2 separate regions of the Mus musculus genome follow, and region 2 is linked to region 1. Evidence: chromatin loops called from intact Hi-C (ENCODE). Cell type or tissue: heart. All regions are shown on one strand. Links, peaks and the distances in the headings refer to the core of each region. The heading gives the core; the rest is flanking DNA.

The links. Hi-C counts contacts between places; a loop is a spot of excess contacts. Peaks named below come from ENCODE experiments on the same cell type or tissue, not always from the same donor. Only the 100,000 strongest peaks of a DNase experiment are listed, where the experiment ranks them.
Region 2: it touches region 1 in a loop (3-fold over the local background); 2 of 42 quality-filtered maps call a loop at or near these places.

What each region holds. Positions count from the first base shown.
Region 1 is chr3:116,901,292-116,906,672 of GRCm38, forward strand. Frrs1 (ferric-chelate reductase 1) reads left to right here. Exons shown (of 17, transcript NM_009146.3): 15 at 1,023-1,166; 16 at 1,639-1,700; 17 at 1,778-2,459. The coding sequence ends at 1,870. Among named protein-coding and RNA genes, the nearest start is that of Frrs1, 42 kb to the left of the region's middle. In heart, for the core only: a CTCF peak has its summit at 3,055 (motif pointing right); a DNase peak (open chromatin) is centred at 4,720.
Region 2 is chr3:117,866,490-117,871,870 of GRCm38, forward strand. It overlaps Snx7 (sorting nexin 7), which reads right to left and starts at 2,447. Exons shown (of 9, transcript NM_029655.3): 1 at 2,255-2,447. The coding sequence starts at 2,416. In heart, for the core only: a CTCF peak has its summit at 2,373; a DNase peak (open chromatin) is centred at 2,482; H3K4me3 peaks cover 1,937 bases; H3K27ac peaks cover 1,531 bases.

The sequences.
Region 1 (5,381 bases), core at 154-5,153:
TGATAAGGACCAAACGCTCACACAGGGCAAGTGCAGGTCCCTTGGGCTGAGACCAATGAAACGAGCTGCGTACAAGCTCTCAACCCCAGGCCGTTCCCTACTGTTTGTTCTTGCAGGATTGGTGGTTCCAGAGACTACATCCCCACGCCTCTTTATAGTTTTTATTTTGAGACAGGGTCTCACCGGTTTGTCAGGTCTAGCCTTGACCTTACTCTGTAGCTCACACAGTCCTTGAACTTGTGGTCCTCCTGCTTCAGCTTCCCAAACAGCTGGGTATAGAAGCCCCCACCAGGCACACATCTTGTACTCGATCCCTGGGGAAACACCCATCACCTGTACATTTCTGTGGCTTGTGGGACGACCCATGGGGCCAGTGGTGAGGTCAGCAGCCAGTTTTTTTTCATTGCTCCCTTTTCGTTATTGCAGACTCACATTTCTGGAAAGGCTAGTTAGGTACCGTTGTTGTTATTGGTGCTGGGTATCGAACCCAGTGCTTTGCGCCAGCTGGCTAGTGCTCGACCCCTGAGCTACAATCCTTAGCTTGTGCGAGCTTTCTTAGCAACTGATAGAACACAATGTTCTCTTTTGTCTTCTGAAGTCTTACAATAAAGACCAAATAATCTTAGCCCTAAAGATTATTTTTTCATAAATGTTTAATGTATATCATAAATTAAACATTAAATATATTAAACATTATAGATTAAAGACATATATTAAACATAATATATACATGTATATGTATATACACATTTATATACATGAATATATACATATATACTTATATATACCTATATATTATACACATATAGTCCATATTAAACATATATATTAAACATTAAATATTTTTATTTGTAAATTTACACATAAGTATATATATGTATATATATACATATGCATCCCTAGAGCTGGGATTAAAGGCACGTGCCACCACTGCCTGGCTATTTAATGTATTTTAATTGATGTAATTACACAATTATTACTTTTACTGGGCACTAAGTTTGAGCATTTCTCTTTCTACACAGTGGCAGCAATGTTCCTAGGAATGGATTTGCCAGGACTGAATCTTCCCAGTCCACAGAAGACCTACGCAATGATGGGCTTTGTGGTCTGGCACATCGGGACTGAGGTCATTCTGGAGATACATGCTTACCGTCTCTCTAGAAAAGGTAGCCTGCTTGGGAAGCACTGCTGCGAGGCTGGAGAGGTGGGGTGGGTGGTACAAGCACAAAGATCTGAGTTTGAGTCTCCAGCATCCACATAACGAGGCAGGCATGGCCATACGTGTCAGTAACCTGTGCTGTGTGGGAAGGGATTCAGGGAGGTTGCTGGGATCGTCTGGCTGCCAGCCCAGCTTGAAGTTCAGTGAGAGTCCATGACTGAAGGAAATAAGACAGAGTCCCCATGTGTGCCTGTGAGCTCGCACATGGCACAAGTGCAAATACACGCATTACACACCCACATGTGCATATGCACACACATGCCCCCAAGGTTCAGAAAGTTTGCAACATTTAGTAGCTTGAAATGGCCAAATCTATATCCTACAAGACTGGGGAGTGACAGGCCTCAGGTTTAATCTTGTTTTTGTGACAAGTTTATTTGCATGTCACCTTTCTTATAACCACACATTGTTCTTGACAGTTGAAATACTGGACAACGATAGGATTCAAATCCTTCAGTCACTGACTGTCGCAGAAGCAGAGGTGAGATTCTCTTCTCTTGCTTATCGACACAGACATTAGTGACGGTGCTTTTGGCTAAATCTCAGTTTTTATTTCAGGGTCATGTTTTTAAGAAGGTGGTGTTGGCCGTTTACATATGTGGGAATGTGATTTTTCTCTCGATATTCTTATCTGCAATCAACCACATATGAGCACAAAAAGACTTTTATTTTTTATTTTTTGTGGGCCTGGGTCATGATGATCATTAAAATGAGGAGAGACCTGAAGCTTGTGCCGACCACCTGCAGCACCTACTAAGTCCGAAGACCCATGGGCATCGCTATCGAGGAACGCTGAAGTCTGGGTTTCCCAGCTCACATTCAAGTGGGCTAAATAACCTGGGCCTTTATGTGTAATTCTGCATCCCTAAGGGAACATTGTACCTGAGATGACATGACTCTCAGCATCTCATGCCAGATTTAAAACTGTAAACTGGAATGGATAGCAGATGAAGACAATTATCTCAGGCAAAAAAAAAAAAAAAAAAAAAAAAGAAAGAAAGAAAGAAAGAAAGAAAGAAAAAAGAGAAAAGAAAGAATAAATGGAGATTGTGTCTTTGGGAATGAGACAGGTTTGGTGTAGCCCAGGCTGGCCTTTAACCAGTTGTATAACCAAAGATAACCCTGAACCTCTGATCTGCCTGCCTCTGTTTCCTGGGTGGTTTACAGGTGTGCACCACTATATCTGGTTTTAAGGGAACTGTAATTTTCATGACGATGCTGCTATGGTACTTTAAAGACTACATTTATGTTTGACTAGTTTATTTAAAAGATTTTGTCTTAGAGTTTAAAAAAAAATTACTACATTTTGATTTTATGCGCACACACACACAGACACACAGACACACACACACACAGACACACACACACACACACACACACACCAAACAAGTAAAACCTACAAGAAAAAAAACTAAACACGTTTTCCGACCAGCAGTTAGGAGATTTTCTCCTTTGTGTTCAGTATTTCTGTCTAAAGGTAGCTGTTGATTTATTCAGTGGGCATTTCCTTAACATGTAGTTATATTACGGATACTATATTTCCTTTAGCAGTTAAATGCAGGTAGGTGCCCCTGATTAGAGATCTCATTTATTTTTCCTTTGTGGAGCTGAAACGACATCTTATGTCCTGTTTCAGCCGTGAGATCAGTCCTTATAGGAGCTAGAACAAAGCTGCGAATCTCTCAGTTGCTAAACCTCACCCTTGTGAACGGATCCAGCAAGTGTTCTTGTCTCTTGAAGATACACTAACATGGATGGGTTCCTTTGGAAGACATCCCTGGTGCTCTAGTGACAGCACAGGCCGTGTGTTTCCTCCTACTCCGTATTTTCTATCTCTGCTGTGAGGACTTACAGCCAGTGGGTGGCGCTGTAATACCGGAGGACTCATTTGTTCTGTTGCCACTAAGTGTTTTTATTATGGGACTATTTCCTTACATCATATGCTCTGAATTCTCTCTCTCTCTCTCTCTCTCTCTCTCTCTCTCTCTCTCCCTCCCTCCCTCCCTCCCTCTCCCTCTCCCTCTCCCTCTCCCTCTCCCTCTCCCTCTCTCTCTCTCTCTCTCTCTCTCTCTCTCTCTCTCTGTAATAGGTGCTAGAAACTTAATGACTGGTGTTAATACTTTCTGACTTAACTTTTATTTGTTTTCTTTGATTATTTATAATGACTGTTTGATATTTTCTTTTGTATCCTTCTGACCCTGCTGCAAATGAAGATAATTTTCTTAGGCAAAGGAAACAAGCAAAATAATTGGTAGAATATATTTTATTTTTCAGATACTTTTTCAGCTGATGATATCATTTCTGCTTGGCCCCAGAACCCCATCTTCATCTCTGAGTAATGACCCCAGCTCCATGCTTTTATTTCTAACCAATAAAGTGAAAACGTTCTGATTTTCTCTACATAGATTTTAGCTAAAAATAGCACAGGGTTCAGGTAGGAATTTCCTGTGCTCATGGTCAATGAATGGCACATTACGGTTTATACTATCCCTTGAGAATGAATTTATTTCAAAAGAAAAAGGTCTGGAGATGTGGCTCAGTGGCACCGTGCTTGAGCAGAGTGTGTGAAGCCATGCCTCCATCCTCACACTGGAGAAATGACACAGCAACAATTTAAATCTATATGAAAAAAATTTCTTTCAGTTTTCCATTGTAAGCCACTAAAGGCTAAAACATATGTCTTAACCAGTCCTGTTCAATAACAGACAAGGAAAAGTTCTTTTCAGGAAAGGGTTTCCACCTTTTTTGTTAAGGTTTGCTTAGGTACAGTTTGCAGATAGGTGAACTTGCTGGACTTCTGATGCCAAGGGCAATATAATGCATTTTTCAAAAGAAAAATTTTTTTTATTAGTCCTTTAAGATGGAGGTGTACCCTCTCAGAGGTGAAGGGGAGATGGGATGAGAGGAGGAACCCTGTGAGGAGAGGCTTGGGGGGGGGGAGCAGCATTTGGGATGTAAATACATAAATTAAATTGAAGAAAAAGGATTTTACATAACGGACAGCTGGGTGTGGATCCCAGATCTTGGGAGGCAGAGGCAGGAGGATCTCTGTGTGTTCAAGGCCAATCTGGTCTATAAGAGAGTTTCAGGACAGCCAGGGCTGTTACACACAGAAGCCCTGTCTTGGAAAAAGACAACCATAAAGAGAAAAAAGAGTTTCATATAATGTATTTTGATCATATTCACCTCAGTTCCACCCACACCTCCCCTAACTTCCCTAATTCCAAACTGTATGCCATATTATCATTATTTTTTAAAAACAATTTATGCTGTCTACACTCTCTGGGTTTCCGGCTGTCCTCCAAGGAGCAAGGTCAATTTTTTCCAAGCCACACCCTCCCAAAGAAAATGGACTCACTCCCATGAGAAGCCATCAACTGTCCTTAGGTCCTCAGGTAGGGGTGGGGTTAGAGACCCCTTCCCACTCCACGCTAGAATGTGGATTAGCTTGGCCTTGCCCAGGCGTTACGCAGGCAGCCACAGTGGCTGTGAGCTCACAGTGAAGAGATCCTGCCAGCTCCCGAAACAGTTTCCACCCTGTGCCTTTCTTTCCAGCCTCTGGCGCTCTTACAGGCTCTGCGTCTCCTCTGACGCGGTCCCCGGGCTTTGGGAAAGGGTGTGATATAGATGCCGGACTCGTGACTCATCACTGCACAGATGCTTTGACCGGCTGTGAGTTCCTGCACAGCATCTTTTTTACGGAGTGGTATTTGCTCGGGTTTACTCCTCCATCAAAGTGTGCAAGGAAACCCGTGCCACTTAATCTTAGCATGCCCGTTTCCCTTAGGAACGAACACGTCACGGCTCGTCTGCTCCGTGTGTTTCTCATTTTTGTAATAAACAACCTAGGTTTTTTTTTTTTTTTGAAAAAAGTATTCATATACTTTTTTAAAAACAGCAATTGTTAAACTAAATGATTTTTTTCTGTGTCTAGGCATATTGTCAAAAACAGTGAAATCATGTTCTCTTAAAGAAGGGATACTCTGCAGAATAGAGATTAATATATTTTTCACAGGATAAAAGAAATAGTCTGGAAAATCATGGTTAAGTTAGCATGCAGAAACTGAGTCTGTTTTGGTTTTGTTAGCTTCTGGTCTGCGGAGGTCAAGCCAGGGCACAGATGGCCTATACCTTTATTGACTACGTGAATCACACTCTTGTT
Region 2 (5,381 bases), core at 102-5,101, 970 kb after region 1:
ACAGGTATTTGCCATGTGTGTAGACTATACCATGGAAGGAAAATATTTTCAACAGTCAAAGTGATTATTCTTTAGAGTGATCTGAAAGAGAATGGCTTCACAAATAGTCTACAGAAAAAAAAAAGTGACTTATCAAAGTAAATGTCACCAATCTTAAAGCACTATGGGGCAGTGAGAGTTGGCTTTCTAACTCCTGGACAGATTCCATCCTGGAGTAGGCTGGATGGTAGAAGAGCTCCTGAGAGGAGGAGAGGAGGAAGGAATATGGAAAGAATTGGTCCAATGGAATCCTTCATCATTTTGCTTGTCTAATGGTGGTTAATGGTTGAAAGTTTTAACAACTTGGAATGAGCCTGGGAGTAACTGAATAGGTTTCCAGCATAGTGTTCTCTGTAGACTTTAACCAGTATTACACCCATCCTTTCCAACTTCTAAGGGCATAGTTCTTAACGGTCTCTAGGCAGCAAGCCCAAGAAGCTAAGCAGCAGCGAGAAGGCTGGGAGCATTTGTGCATGTCTGCAACATACAAGGTCTGGAAACCCATATTTTTTTTTTTAGACGAATACAAAACCACCAGTACAGCTGTCTGTGGAGTGTATGCCTTCCAATAATAACCTTTAAAAAGAAAGCTCGGCGAACGGCTGGATTCCTGCGGAGATTTCCCCTATTCTGATACTGCTTTACGCAATGTCAGAAGAATGTGCTTCTCAAACGGCTTCTGGCTTCAATCCGTCATTTCCTTCTCACAGAGAACATCTATAACTTCAGCAATCCCCAACATTCCCGTGGACCCACGCAAATAAATAGCTCTGCCACCTCAGAAGCATCTCTAACCACAGGGCTTCACTAAGATGGGGATTTTCCAAGGGAGTCCTGGGATACAAAGCCTAGAAAAAAAGAGGCTACCTGGAGAGTTTAGAGCAATTCCAGACTATTTTGATAGACAACTTCCAATCTCAACACTCCATTCTCACGTTTGTACGTTTCACACTGATCTGAACATAAAGTGTGTGTATAATGAAGAAAAGAAAAGAAAAAAAAAACAGTATTGGGACTCTGGATGGCTCAGTAAGGTGCTTGCTATGGGACCCGTTGACCTGGATTCAATCCCCTGGACCCCACATGGTGGCTGAGCTCTGATCTCCAATTGTGCACAAAGGAGAGTATGTATGCACGCAAAGGTATGAGTGCATAAACACACACATTGATATTAAAATTTGATAGTATTGAAACTAAATGTGAAATAATCCCAGTTTTATAATTCAAATACAAAGAAAGACTAAGCACACATAACTGATATACCATCTACTTAGAATGCAACTGGGTGTCCAATCTCACATGCTCTAGGGGTGCAAAACGATGTTTGTGAGCTCCGCACTGGAGTCCAAGGGTGTTGGTTACTTGCTAACTTCTGTTTAACAGTTTTAAGTTGGTGGGCTCATGTAACATCTCAAGGCAACATGTCACTACTGAATAGTCATTGATCCAATGTTCCCACTGAGCACTTTTGAAAAACTGCTGTGACACTGGGACTGTGCCAAAAGAAAGGTATTTTTTTGTTGTTGTTTCCAACTTTCAGGAAGGGCAAGTTTGCATCAAGTCTACCACTACTGCCGGTATGTCCATTTCTGTCTAATTATATCACTAGCCAGGGAGCGCCTTTGAGGCTAGATTTCCAAGGCAAATGGGAAGGAAATATGCAGACTGGAGCTGAGGGTTGGACCAGAATAACTGCCCAATTTAAAGTCTTCAGCTGTGCCTGTGGTAGAGGCTAGGCTTTCTCAATCCTGAAAGGATTTCTACACCCAATGGTCACAGGTTTCCAGACTCTCTTAGAATGTGACTCAACTCTCCCATTTACACATAACAACAGTAAATCAAAAACCACCTCCCTGCACTAAGGCAATCACAATTGCTCTCCTGGACTTTAGGATTGTCAAGAAGCCTAGGGGAGGGGGAGGAGCTGGGGGGGGGGGAGGGAGAAGCAGTTTCAGGCCACCCGCACACGGTGAGGAATGTCGCTGTCAAGCAAGGAAAAATGGAAAGACGAAGAGAGAAAAAAAAAATCAGAACTTTTCAGACTCCATGAGCCTTGGCCCTGCCACTGATAAAAGTGAAGAGGAGGGAACGACTAGTTCAGCCTTGGAGGTACTGTCCCCAGCTCCAGCTCCATTGGAGAGTTGAGTCACCCTGGAACTTTCCCTGGACAGGCAGTCCCCGCCACCACGGCCATGGCCACGTCCCCTGCCCTCACCTTACTGAACACCTCCAGGTCGTCCTCGTCCTCGTCCAGATCCAGCACATCGGCCTGCAGCAGGCTGCAGGAACCGCTGCCACTCGGGATCGGGGCGCCGCCCCGCGGGCTCTCCCCGACCGCCAGCTCCGAGGAGCCCGACGCCAGGCGCTCGCCGTCCATCCCGGCAGTGCGCGCCCAGCCGGCCGCCTCTGCCAGCCCGGCTCCCCCGCGCGCGCCCATTGGCTCCCGAGGCGCCCTGCGCCTCCCTGGCCAGCCCAGCTCCTGCCCCTCGGCCGTGCGCAGACGCGGAACTGCGGGAGCCCGCGGCGCCGGGCCGGGCCGGGGCGGGAGAGCGGTGGGGCCTGCCCAGCCACAACCTGGCTCAGATCTACAGCCCGACTTTTAAATTCTGACTCTAGGAACACCGCCAGGGTGGGCCATGGAGATACAGAGGACAGGAGGTGGTGTTCTCGCCCTGACACAGCCAAGGGCCACCAGGTTTGTGCGTGAAGTGGCAGGATCTATATACACAACCAGCTGACCCAGCTTGATTTCCTGTTCTGAAAAGTGCCCTTTTCCCAGGTTGTGACTTTTTTTCCCATTCTCAAGTCTGTCTTTACAGAGACTAATGCAAAAATTAAAGACATCTGAACCTCCTGGTTTTCAATTGTTTGTTTGTTTGTTTTTTCCCATCGATTGGATTTTGTTGTCCTTTTACTGTCGAGTTAAGGAAGCTGAGGCTGAACAATTATTTTCAGCTACTTTCTAACATAGCTTTCTCCTGGAACTCTTCCTGAAGTTAATGTGCAAGAATGTTTCCAAGCTCCAAGGTCTGCCAGCAGCCCTGGGTATTGCAAGGAGAAAGAAACAATCTTGCATGCCTTTTCATACAGCCAGTGCAAAGCTGGAACTATTTAGTTGTTCATTGCTTGGTTTTTATAGATTCAAAGTTAATGAAAAATTGAGTACTAATTGATATATGTTAGAACTAGCTTCCATTTTTATTATTTATTCCTTTTGGTCTTCTCTCTCTCTTTCTCTCTCTCTCTCTCTCTTTAAATTTCTAAATGAAGATTCCTGTAAGAGCCAAATATGGGAATGCTTGACTGTAATTTCAACACAGGGTAGACTGAGGCAAGAGGACTTGCACTTTGAGGCCAGCTAATTATAACATAGGTTGAAAAAAGAAAACAGAGAGGGGAAACAGATAAAAAGCTTCCCAATTTAAATATTTTTATTTCTGGTTGAGACAGTTCCTCAATATATCCCCTTTTAACTATTTAAGGACCTCCAGTGTGTTTCAGGATATGACCCACATAGCATCCAGCCTGGTCACCGGCTACTTAAATGTACAAAATGTTCCTTTGCCTTATGGTTGGTGTCCTCAAAATACTGTGTTCTGCCAGTCTTCCAGGAATTATCTATAGTCCCATCAATTTTAGTAAGACTTGTGAAATGACAGTCTGGTCCCAGTTTCTCCTTTGGTTTTATCATACAGATTGTGTGTCTTACATTCCTTAGTAAACAAACCATAATGGGTTTTAGGTTGAGAACCATGAAATATCTTAGTAAAGCGCATTATGAGACATACTCATTCAAAATGACTCTTTGCTGAGCCCTACAAAGGATGCAAGTTATTAAAACAATTTATGTTTTCCTCTCTGATCTTACTGTCGCTATGGAGAGACGTCTGAAGTTTCTAATTGGCAGACTTTGAACCAGGAAACTCTTAATGATACTGTGACTCACAGAATTACCCAGACAGCATAAAAAAATAAATAAATAAATAAATAAATAAATAAATAAATAAATAAATAAAAGAGACTCTGAAAGATCAATAGAAAAAAATGGCAGATACACAGCTCAAATCACAGCCTAAAACATGCCCTGTGCATTAATGTAAATACATTGGGGAGTATTGTCTGGTTTTGAACAGCCAAACCACCTTCCCATGTTGCTATGGACAAGGATATCCCTGATTTGTCCCTGATATCAGCATTATGCTTTTTTTTTTTTTAAAGAACATCCCTACAATTGTCATTAAAAATGGTCCCATTGTTCTATTCCTTTATCCCCCATGCTTGACTCAAGTCATCTGGTATCATGAATTTTCACAAGGCAGAGAAAATCATACTGATCCTTGTCATCAAAGATGAAAGGAGGGGGGAAGGGGAGGACAATAAGAGGAAATAGGAAAATTCTACTATAATTAATTCACTCCTCAGTCTCCAACAGGCAAATCTGATACTCAACCCCATCTTAATGTAAAATACAAGTCCACTGTGCCTCAGATACCCAGGACTTGAGTTGTTAGCTGAAAAGGGGGAACGCCTCTGAGAAGCCTGTCCAGTATGTGCATCACTCAGTATCTGCTATCTGCTCTATTAGACTCCTGAAATCTCTGCTTCCCATTAAAAGGGGCTGTTGCAGGATTCTTCAATGGAGGAATTCTTATTTGGTACTAAAGCCTTTAAATTAACAAGGTCCAAACCTTTGAGTAGTGGTACCATAATGAAACTCTGTCCTGTCATTTTATTTCCCAGAATATTTGCATGATTGCTAGTCTTCATAATAGGCTAATAGCAATTAGAATGGTGAAGAAAAAGATAAAAAGTCCCACTGAGGGGCAAACCTGAGGAGAGTGATGAAGGTGCACCCTCCTTGGAGGTAACACTTCTAGTACAGCAGTTCTTTTCTTTTCTTTTTTTTTAATTACATATTTTCCTCAATTACATTTCCAATGCTATCCCAAAAGTCCCCCATACCCTCCCCCTCACTTCCCTCCCCACTCATTCCCATTTTTTTTTTTTTTTTTTTTTTTTTGGCCCTGGCATTCCCCTGTACTGGGGCATATAAAGTTTGCGTGTCCAATGGGCCTCTCTTTCCAGTGATGGCCAACTAGGCCATCTTTTGATACATATGCAGCTAGAGTCAAGAGCTCCGGGGTACTGGTTAGTTCATAATGTTGTTCCACCTATAGGGTTGCAGATCCCTTTAGCTCCTTGGGTACTTTCTCTAGCTCCTCCATTGGGAGCCCTGTGATCCATCCAATAGCTGACTGTGAGCATCTACTTCTGTGTTTGCTAGGCCCCGGCATAGTCTCACAAGAGACAGCTACATCTGGGTCCTTTCGATAAAATCTTGC